3 separate regions of the Homo sapiens genome follow, and all the other regions are linked to region 2. Evidence: chromatin contacts called from ENCODE Hi-C or POLR2A ChIA-PET data. All regions are on one chromosome and are shown on one strand. Each heading gives the region's core, a stretch centred on a gene start or an enhancer-like site at or near the end of the contact. The rest is flanking DNA. Distances are from core to core; before and after follow the strand shown. Region 1 holds the start of BECN1 (beclin 1). Region 2 overlaps STAT3 (signal transducer and activator of transcription 3). Region 3 overlaps EZH1 (enhancer of zeste 1 polycomb repressive complex 2 subunit).

What was found. Hi-C counts contacts between places; a loop is a spot of excess contacts on that map. ChIA-PET counts read pairs that join two places held with the same protein, here RNA polymerase II (POLR2A). Pooled maps may share reads with other maps.
Region 1: a pooled map shows a loop between it and region 2 (3-fold over the local background). The contact joins the promoter of BECN1 here to the enhancer-like site in region 2. A Hi-C loop is called at or near these places in 1 of 50 pooled maps. POLR2A ChIA-PET finds 5 or more read pairs at or near these places in 2 of 52 experiments (T-cell and activated CD8-positive, alpha-beta T cell).
Region 3: a loop to region 2 is called in a map with no recorded cell type, with 15 times the contacts of the local background. The contact joins two enhancer-like sites. A Hi-C loop is called at or near these places in 1 of 37 single-sample maps with no recorded cell type and 2 of 50 pooled maps. POLR2A ChIA-PET finds 5 or more read pairs at or near these places in 1 of 52 experiments (activated CD4-positive, alpha-beta T cell).

The regions. Positions count from the first base shown.
Region 1 is chr17:42,822,507-42,825,856 of GRCh38, reverse strand. It overlaps BECN1 (beclin 1), which reads left to right and starts at 1,575. Exons shown (of 12, transcript NM_001313998.2): 1 at 1,575-1,702; 2 at 1,978-2,109. The coding sequence starts at 1,980. MIR6781 (microRNA 6781) reads left to right here and starts at 1,914; the gene lies at 1,914-1,977. RefSeq lists enhancers at 646-1,212, 1,217-1,346, 1,213-1,781, 1,782-2,348.
Region 2 is chr17:42,335,707-42,339,144 of GRCh38, reverse strand. It overlaps STAT3 (signal transducer and activator of transcription 3), which reads left to right. Exons shown (of 24, transcript NM_139276.3): 6 at 333-414; 7 at 1,288-1,382; 8 at 1,559-1,710. Among named protein-coding and RNA genes, the nearest start is that of STAT5A, 49 kb to the right of the region's middle. RefSeq lists a silencer at 1,292-1,341 and an enhancer at 1,472-1,781. Within about 2 kb of position 1,489, at least 6 of the 41 ENCODE cell types and tissues checked have a DNase peak (open chromatin) inside an H3K27ac peak, as active enhancers do.
Region 3 is chr17:42,702,984-42,706,145 of GRCh38, reverse strand. It overlaps EZH1 (enhancer of zeste 1 polycomb repressive complex 2 subunit), which reads left to right. Exons shown (of 21, transcript NM_001991.5): 16 at 1-139; 17 at 963-1,058; 18 at 1,463-1,544; 19 at 2,326-2,406. Among named protein-coding and RNA genes, the nearest start is that of MIR6780A, 3.6 kb to the left of the region's middle. RefSeq lists an enhancer at 656-1,296. Within about 2 kb of position 1,250, at least 2 of the 41 ENCODE cell types and tissues checked have a DNase peak (open chromatin) inside an H3K27ac peak, as active enhancers do.

The sequences.
Region 1 (3,350 bases), core at 326-2,825, 490 kb before region 2:
GTGGTCCCTGCTACACTGGAGGTTGAAGCAAGAGGATTGCTTGAGCCAGGAAGTCAAATCTGCAGTGAGCCATGTTTGTTTGTTCCGCTTCACTCCAGCCTGGGTAACAGAGTAAGACACTGTCTCAAAATAAAAATAAAATAGACAATACTACATACAATTTTGGGTTAAGCAGTGGTTTCTTTTACACCAAAAGCATAAACATTGGACTTTATTGAAATGAAAAACTTTTGGCCAGGCACATTGGCTCACACCTGTAATCTCAGCACTTTGGGAGGCCACAGTGGGGGATTGCAAGGGGAGATGGGAAATGTTCTAAAACTGGATTATGGTGATAGTTGGGCAACTGTGTAAATTTACTAAAAATTATTGAACTGTACATTTAAAAAGTGTGAGTCTTATGGTATGTAAATTATACCCCATAAAGTTGTTTTTAAAAATGAAGTAAGTCCCTCTGCTCAAGACCCAGTCATCTCATCTCATTCAAAGTGAAAGCCAGAGCTTTACAATCCCTATAAGAGCCTAGGTGGTAGCTCAACACTCTTACCTCCCTCACCCCATTTTCTGTATCTCTTTTCGTTGCCCATCTTCTAGCCACACCAGCCTCTGCTAATCCCCAAACAGGTACCCTCTGTGCTCTTGCTGTTCCCTTGGCCTAGAATGCTCTTCCTTAAGATGCAGGTAAGAATTCCTTCCTCACCTTCTTCAAGCTTTTATTTGAATATCACTTTCTTTTTTTGTTGGTTTTGTGTGTGTGTGTGGGGGGGGGGGGTTTGAGATGGAGTTTCCTTCTGTCGCCCAGGCTGGAGTGCAGTGGCATGATCTCGACTCACTGCAACCTCCGCCTCCGGGGGTCAAGCGATTTTCCTACCCCAGCCTCCTGAGTAGCTGGGATTACAGGCGCACGCCACCATGCCCAGCTAATTGTATTTTTTAGTAGAGACGGGATTTAACCATTTTGGCCAGGCTGGTCTCGAACTCCTGACCTTGTGATCCGCCCGCCTCGGCCTCCCAAAGTGCTGGAATTACAAGCGTGAGCCACCATGCCCGGCCTTTTGTTGTTGCTGTTGTTGTTCTGAGATGGAGCCTTGCCCTGTCGCCCAGGCTGGAGTGCAGTGGCCCGATCTCGGCTCACTGCAACCTCCACCTCCCAGGTTCAAGCGATTCTCCTGCCTCAGCCTCCCGAGTAGCTGGGATTAAGCTGGGATTATAGGCGTGCCCCACCACGCCCGGCTAGTTTTTGTATTTTTAGTAGAGACGGGGTTTCACTGTGTTGGCCAGGCTGGTCTCGAACTCCTGACCTCACGTGATCCGCCCTCCTCGGCCTCCCCAAGTGCTGAGATTACAGGCGTGAGCCACCGCGCCCGCCGCCCCCTGAATTTAGAGAATAGCGGAGCCTCCCCATTCTCTGCGGCCTTGGCTCCTACACTTCCCGTGGTAACCTTGTTCATCCGCTGAAGCCCGCTGCTTTTCCCAGCCCGGCCTCTGGGGGCCGCTGCCGGGCCTGTGAGCCTGTGGACCAGGAGCTCCTGCTGCCGTCGTAGCGTCACGTCCGGTCTCGGGCGGAAGTTTTCCGGCGGCTACCGGGAAGTCGCTGAAGACAGAGCGATGGTAGTTCTGGAGGCCTCGCTCCGGGGCCGACCCGAGGCCACAGTGCCTCCGCGGTAGACCGGACTTGGGTGACGGGCTCCGGGCTCCCGAGGTGAAGAGCATCGGGGGCTGAGGTGGGACCTTAGAAGGGAGTCTGGGAACCCTCACGGCTCTTATTGGAGTCCCTTCCCTGACCCTGGGCTCTAAACTGCCTTTGCTCAGGCTGTCCCGGAAGCAGGTCCTCCCCGTATCATACCATTCCTAGAGGGAACGGCGCAGGTTGGGACTTCCCTCCCTTTACCATCGTCACCAAGGCATGTGGTAACCCCGGGCCGGAGGTCAAGGGCGTCGCTTCTCCCTAATGTTGCCTCTTTTCCACGGCCTCAGGGATGGAAGGGTCTAAGACGTCCAACAACAGCACCATGCAGGTGAGCTTCGTGTGCCAGCGCTGCAGCCAGCCCCTGAAACTGGACACGAGTTTCAAGATCCTGGACCGTGTCACCATCCAGGAACTCACAGGTCAGCGAGACCCTTGGAAAGAGGGTGGTCAAGAATGTGGAAGGTGGGCAGCTTTGGTGATATAATTCTTATGGTGGCTGTGTAGTCTGCCACAAACTCATCGTGTGAACCTAGGAAAGTCACTTCATCTGGCTCCCTGTTTTCTCCTTGGAAACATAAAGCATTCTGACATTGTGGACTTCTGAGAGCTTTCCGACCGGGCGCGGTGGCTCACGCCTGTAATCCCAGCATTTTGGGAGACCGAGGCGGGCAGATCACCTGAGGTCAGGAGTTCGAGACCAGCCTGGCCAACATGGCGAAACCCCTCTCTACTAAAAATACAAAAATTAGCCGGGCGTGATGGCACGTGCCTGTAGTCCCAGCTACTCGGGAGGTTGAGGCAGGAGAATCGCTTGAACCGGTGAGGTGGAGTTTGCAGTGAGCTGAGATCGCACCACTGCACTCCAGCCTGGGCAACAGAGCGAGGCTCCGTCTCAAAAAAAGAGAGCTTTCAGTAGCAAAAGAAAGATCCTTATTTTCTGCTCCTGCTGTTTCAGAGAAAAGGAATATGTATATATAATAATAAATGGTATTTTTTGAGGACTTACTATATAGTAATACCAAGTGCATTACACGTATTACTTCATTTAGTCCCTGTAACAACCCGTACGGGGTATACCGTCATTACATCATTTTTCAGATGAAGAACCGAGGCACAGAGAGGTTAAGTGACTTACCTAAGGTCCAACAGCTGGTAAATGGAGTAGAGTCTTAAAGTCTGAAGAATTTGCTGGATGTGATGGCTCACGCCTGTAATCTCAGTGCTTTGGGAGGCTGAGGTGGGAGGATCGCTTGAGCCCAGGAGTTCAAGACCAACCTGAGCAACCTAGCAGAGATCTTGTCTCTAAAAAAAAAAAAAAATTGCTGGGTGTGGTGGGTGGTGGAGGCTGAGGCAGGAGGATCACTTGAGCCCAGGAGGTCAAAGCTGCAGGAAGCTATGATCATGCCACTGCACTGCAGCTTGGGCAACAGTGCAAGACCCTGTCTCAAAAAATAAATTAATTAAAAAGGCCAGGAGTGGTGGTTCACACCTGTGATCCCAGCACTATGGGAGGCTGAGGCAGGTGGATCACTTGAGCAGGAGTTTGAGACCAGCCTGGGCAACACAGTAAGACCCTGTCTCTATAATTAAAAAAAATAAAAAACCCCAAAATCCCGCAAAGTCAGAAGAATTCAGATTAAGTCAGACAGTAAAAGAGAAG
Region 2 (3,438 bases), core at 240-2,739:
AGCCGGGACCACAGGCATGCACCACCACGCCCAGCTAATTAAAAAAAAAAAATTTGTAGAGATGGGGGTCTCCCTGTGTTGTCCAGGCTGATCATGAACTCCTGGGCTCAAGTGATCCTCCCAACTCAGCCTCTCAAAGTGCTGGCATTACAGGCGTGAGCCACTGCACCTGGCCAACAGGGAGCCTTCTCTTGGGGATACTGCCTGCAGGTCCTGCATGTATCTTTTTTGAGGTTTTGGCTTCATTTGAATTCTCCTCAGAAACTTTATATTTTCTGTTCCCAAGGAAATCTTTCTTTACTTCTGTTTTTTTGTTTGCTTATTTTAAACAGGATCTAGAACAGAAAATGAAAGTGGTAGAGAATCTCCAGGATGACTTTGATTTCAACTATAAAACCCTCAAGAGTCAAGGAGGCAAGTGAATATTAGAGATGTTAAAATCTCTAGAAAGTGAGTTTGTGTTGTTGAGTTGAAAGACTCATTTGTCTTAACTCTGTTTAGATCTTAAGGCGGGCGGGGCGCAAGGGAGGTACGGGTCCTCAAAGGAGCCTGGTCATTAAGGACAGGAGTATTCCCTCAGGTCCAGGAGTATTCCCTCAGGTCCAGGAGTATTCCCTCAGGTCAAGGAGTATTCCCTCAGGTCAAGGAGTATTCCCTCAGGTCCAGGAGTATTCCCTCAGGTCCAGGAGTATTCCCTCAGGTCCAGGAGTATTCCCTCAGGTCCAGGAGTATTCCCTCAGGTCCAGGAGTATTCCCTCAGGTCAAGGAGTATTCCCTCAGGTCCAGGAGTATTCCCTCAGGTCCAGGAGTATTCCCTCAGGTCCAGGAGTATTCCCTCAGGTCCAGGAGTATTCCCTCAGGTCCAGGAGTATTCCCTCAGGTCAAGGAGTATTCCCTCAGGTCCAGGAGTATTCCCTCAGGTCCAGGAGTATTCCCTCAGGTCCAGGAGTATTCCCTCAGGTCAAGGAGTATTCCCTCAGGTCCAGGAGTATTCCCTCAGGTCCAGGAGTATTCCCTCAGGTCCAGGAGTATTCCCTCAGGTCCAGGAGTATTCCCTCAGGTCCAGGAGTATTCCCTCAGGTCCAGGAGTATTCCCTCAGGTCCAGGAGTATTCCCTCAGGTCCAGGAGTATTCCCTCAGGTCAAGGAGTATTCCCTCAGGTCCAGGAGTATTCCCTCAGGTCCAGGAGTATTCCCTCAGGTCCAGGAGTATTCCCTCAGGTCAAGGAGTATTCCCTCAGGTCAAGGAGTATTCCCTCAGGTCAAGGAGTTTTTTCTTCCTTCGCAGACATGCAAGATCTGAATGGAAACAACCAGTCAGTGACCAGGCAGAAGATGCAGCAGCTGGAACAGATGCTCACTGCGCTGGACCAGATGCGGAGAGTAAGGGCATAGGTCGGACCACTTCCCCCATGTGTCTCGCTCACTTGCGGGATTTCAGCGTCTTGTGGCAGAACTTGCTTGGTTTCTAAGAAGTTCCTGCTCTGGAGTTGACTAAAGAATGTGGTTAGAGACAGTCTGAGGAAATGTTTTCTGACTTTGTTTTGGTTTCCAACCAGAGCATCGTGAGTGAGCTGGCGGGGCTTTTGTCAGCGATGGAGTACGTGCAGAAAACTCTCACGGACGAGGAGCTGGCTGACTGGAAGAGGCGGCAACAGATTGCCTGCATTGGAGGCCCGCCCAACATCTGCCTAGATCGGCTAGAAAACTGGTAAAGGATGAAAGAAGCTTTTCCTTTCTTTCTCGAAAGCTAGATTGAATTCTGATCTTAACTGCAGGCCCACAGAATTGGTACTATATCTCCAACGTGGGGACTTTTCCATATTCAAATTTAGCCCAAGAATTAAAGTTTTTACTTTATTTCGGCCAGGCGCTGTGGCTCACACCTGTAATCCCAGCACTTTGGGAGACCAAGATGGGCGGATCACTTGAGGTCAGGAGTTTGAGACCAGCCTGGCCAACATGGTGAAAACACATCTCTACTAAAAACATAAAAAAATTAGCCGGGCGTGGTGGTGCGCACCTGTAGTCCCAGCTACTCTGGGCGGCTGAGGCAGGAGAATCACTTGAACCTGGGATATGGAAGTTGCAGTGAGCGGAGATCTTACTACCGCACACCAACCAGCCTGGGAGACAGAGTGAGACTCCATCTCAAAAAAATAAAAATAAAATAAAGTTTTTACTTTATTTGGAGAAACTTTGTTTTAAAAAATGTATTTATATTATTATATTTTAAGTATATTTTACTTAATAATTCAATTAAGGCTTTTGGTTTAACTGTATTTAACAGATAGACAAACCTTTTAATTTTAGTTATTTTAGTAATCTAAAATGACACATGCCCTTTTTAAGGGAAAAAATTCAAATACAGAAAATTAATCAAGAGAAGAAAAAATTTTTAAATGAAATCATCAGCAGTACTAGTAGTTAAAATTTAGTTGATGCTCAATCTAGACATCTGTCATTATGTATATACACATTATGTATATACACATAAAGATAGAAATTTATACAGTTTATATTAGGATCATTTTTTTTTCTTTTTTTGGAGTCAGGGTCTCACTGTGTTACCCAGTCTAGAGTACAGTTATGCAGTCATGGCTCACTGGAGCCTTGACCTCCTGGGCTCAGGCAGTCTTCCCACCTTAGCCTTCTCAGTAGCTGGGACTACAGGCATGCACCACCACACCTGGCTAATTTTTAAATTTTTTATAGAGACAGGGTCTTACTTTGTTGCCTGGGCTGGTCTCAAATTCCTGGGCTCAAGGGATCATCCCACTTCGGCCTCTCAAAAGCTCTGGAATTATAGATGTGAGCTGCCGTGCCCAGCCCAGGATCTTCCTTTATATGCTTTTCTGTAATTTGCACTTTTACCTTCATCCAGCATATCTTACTGCAACCCTTCCTGTGCAAGGCCCTATAGTGAGCATGTTGCACCAGCTTGCCTTAGGAGAAACTTGAGATACAGAGCCTGCACTGGAAATTTAGCGCAACTCTACATGAGAATGCCTGTCTATTCATATCCTCACTAACCCTGAGTGTTGTTAATTTACTGAAAGCAGTTTTAAATGCTTCCTGACCAGGGAACGAAGAAGCTTAAGTTCTGGGAATGGGAGGATAGAAGTGCCAGAAAAGAGCTCAGGAGTTCAGAAATCCCTGCAGCGGTCCCCCTCCCTCTCCTTTCACTTTCTGTCTTTCTGGTCTTTTGGTCTTTGTTACACTAGTGATAAACCATCAAAGAATGATGGAATGATGCTAACTTCTCTCTTTTTTTAATTTTTTTGAGACAGAGTCTCACTCTGTCACCCAGGTTAGAGTGCAGTGGCATGATCTTGGCTTACTGCAACCTCCTCCTCCCAGGTTCAAGCGATTCTTAGTCACAACCTTCCAAGTAGCTGGGATTACAGGCCCATGCCACCATGCCTGGCTATTTTTTTGT
Region 3 (3,162 bases), core at 1-2,500, 370 kb before region 2:
CAATACCAAGCAATGTCCTTGCTATCTGGCAGTGCGAGAATGTGACCCTGACCTGTGTCTCACCTGTGGGGCCTCAGAGCACTGGGACTGCAAGGTGGTTTCCTGTAAAAACTGCAGCATCCAGCGTGGACTTAAGAAGGTGAGGCCTTTCCTCAGGACCCCACACCACATAAAATGGAGGGGGAAGGAAGGAACGGTCCCAAGCATTCTCTTTCCACTGGTTCTTTTGAGGCTTTATATGTGAAAGTGCTTGATAAATCCTAAAAGACACATATTTACTGAATTAATAAAGGCTTCAGTCCCAGTAGGGCTTAGAAAAATGGTTCCTGGCCAGGTGTGGTGGCTCATGCCTGTAATCCCAGCAGTTTGGGAGGCCGAGGCCAGCGGATCATGAGGTCAAGAGTTCGAGACCAGCCTGGGCAACATGGTGAAACCCTGTCTCTACTAAAAATATAAAAATTAGCCAGGCATGGTGGTGCATGCCTGTAATCCCAGCTACTCAGAAGGCTGAGGTAGGAGAATCGCTTGAACCTGGGAGGTGGAGGTTGCAGCAAGCCGAGATCGCACCACTGCACTCCAGCCTGGGACAGAGTGAGATTCCATCTCCAAAAAGAGAAAGAAAAGTGGTTCCTTGAACTGGCCAGACAAAAAGGAGCTGCGAGGTGTATGCACCTTTGGTGATGTCTATGTTTACCTCACACATTGCAGTGAATTCCTATAGACTAAGGCCCAGGAGGGCTCCATGGATAAAGGAAGAGATATCCTATTTCCGTTCGTCACCACCTCCCATTTTCTTTTCTCTCCCAAGCAGAAAAGAATGGGTTAGACCTTTTTCTGCTTTCAGATCCTCTTAACAGTTGCTGGTTCTTTCCACCCCACCCCCACCACACATGTGCACATCCAGCACACACCCCCTACTCATGCACACCCTGTAGTCTGAGACTTGGCCCCCTCTTCCCCAGCACCTGCTGCTGGCCCCCTCTGATGTGGCCGGATGGGGCACCTTCATAAAGGAGTCTGTGCAGAAGAACGAATTCATTTCTGAATACTGTGGTGAGGTGAGTGCTATAGTTTTGGCCCACATTCTTACTCGGGGGAGACTGATGAGAAACTCTGATTTTCTGTGGGCCAGGCTTCTTTGAATTAATCTCTAAATAACTCAGCTGTGTTCTCACGTGGCCTCTTGGGGAGATCCCACAGAACCGTTTGCAGTACTGAAACCACTGTTCAACTCTTTGGCAACTCCAGACACAAGAGATGAGGGGGGCTCTTTTCAGCCTTAAAACTGGTTGGCCTGGGTGGGAATTGGAACAGCATAACTTGAACTTGCTCTCTTGTGATTCTCATCATGATGCTCAGTAAGCACCCATGTGAGATACCACCCAGCCCTTTCTGGGGGCAGGGTACCATGCCCTGAGCAGGCAGCCTGATACTCCTATTTGTTATTTGTCTATCTCTCTAGCTCATCTCTCAGGATGAGGCTGATCGACGCGGAAAGGTCTATGACAAATACATGTCCAGCTTCCTCTTCAACCTCAATAATGGTATGAAGTCACTTTGTCTCATCCCAAGGTGGTCTTTTTTTTTTTTCTTTTTTTGAGACGGAGTCTTGCTCTGTTGCCCAGGCTAGGGTGCAATGGTGCGATCTTGGCTCACTGTAGCCTCTACCCTCTGCCTCCCGGGTTCAAGTGATTCTCCTGCCTCAGCCTCCCGAGTAGCTGGGACTACAAGCACCTGCCACCATGCCCGGCTAATATTTTTGTATTTTTAGTAGAGACTGGGTTTCACCATGTTGGCCAGGCTGGTATCGAACTCCTGGCCTCAAGTGATCCACCCGCCTCGGCCTCCCAAAGTGCTAGGATTACAGGAGTAAGCCACCGCACTTGGCCCCAAGGTGATCTTTCTACCAGATTGCCCTTGCTGTAGTCCAAGTTTAGATCAGCTCCGAATCTTCCAGCAGATGCATAGAGCAAGGGGGCAGGATCACACTTGGGGATCCCACAGGCCACAGTGCCCTTGCTTTGGAAGAACCTCCATTTCTGGGTTCTGTTTGTAATAGGAGTGCTGAGCGTCTTTACCTGAGAAATCTCCCTGCCCAGTAGATGAGAAGATCCATAATTCAAAGAGGGACCCAAAGGGAGTGCTCCCACACAAGGCTGAATTCTGAGGCTGCATGCTTTCCTCTGCTCCTGTTAGCACACTGGGCTTCAACATTCCCATCAGACTAAAGTGTTTCTGTTACCATTTAACTGATTTTAAATTCAAGCTGAGAAGCTGTGGAATTGCCTGCTGTGCTTATGGTTTTCCTTGATTTACTTTATACAGATTTTGTAGTGGATGCTACTCGGAAAGGAAACAAAATTCGATTTGCAAATCATTCAGTGAATCCCAACTGTTATGCCAAAGGTGAGTCCCAGTAACCTGGGAGGTGGGGTGGGGGATGGATGCCTCTTTACTGTGATTTCCATTCGTTGTTGAACATTTTCCTTAGCTGAGCTATTTTTTGTCCAAAGATAATCATGATTAATATCTGGTATCATTTTAGGCCCCTCTCAATCTTAGTTTTCTAATCTGCTTTTTTCAGCGAATACATTATAAACACTTTCCCACAAACATGATTTAACCAGCCTGAGCAACATAGTGAGACCCATCTCACAAAATAATAATAGGCTGGGTGTGGTGGCTTACGCCTGTAATCCCAGCACTTTGGGAGGCTGAGGCAGGTGGATCACTTGAGGCCAGGAGTTCAAGACCAGCCTAGCAAACATGGTGAAACCCCATCTCTACTAAAAATACAAAAATCAGCTGGGGGGCGTGGTGGTGTGCACCTGTAGTCCCAGCTACTCAGGTGGCTGAGGCACAAGAATCGCTTGAACCCTGGAGGCAGAGGTTGCAATGAGCCAAGATCATGCCACTGCACTCCAGCCTGGGCAACAGAGCAAGACTCTGTCTCAAAAAACAAAACAAAACAAAACAAAAAACCCCACTTATAATAATAATAAAGATAATTTTTCTGCCATAATAACAGATCTAAAAGCATAGAGGCAACTACCATATTGACTACTTTCTAATTCCATTTGATTCATGTTTTCACTGGGAATTTGGAGAAAATCAACCCAGAAGCCTACTGGTTATTGACTTGGAGTTGGGTAGGAACCTAGC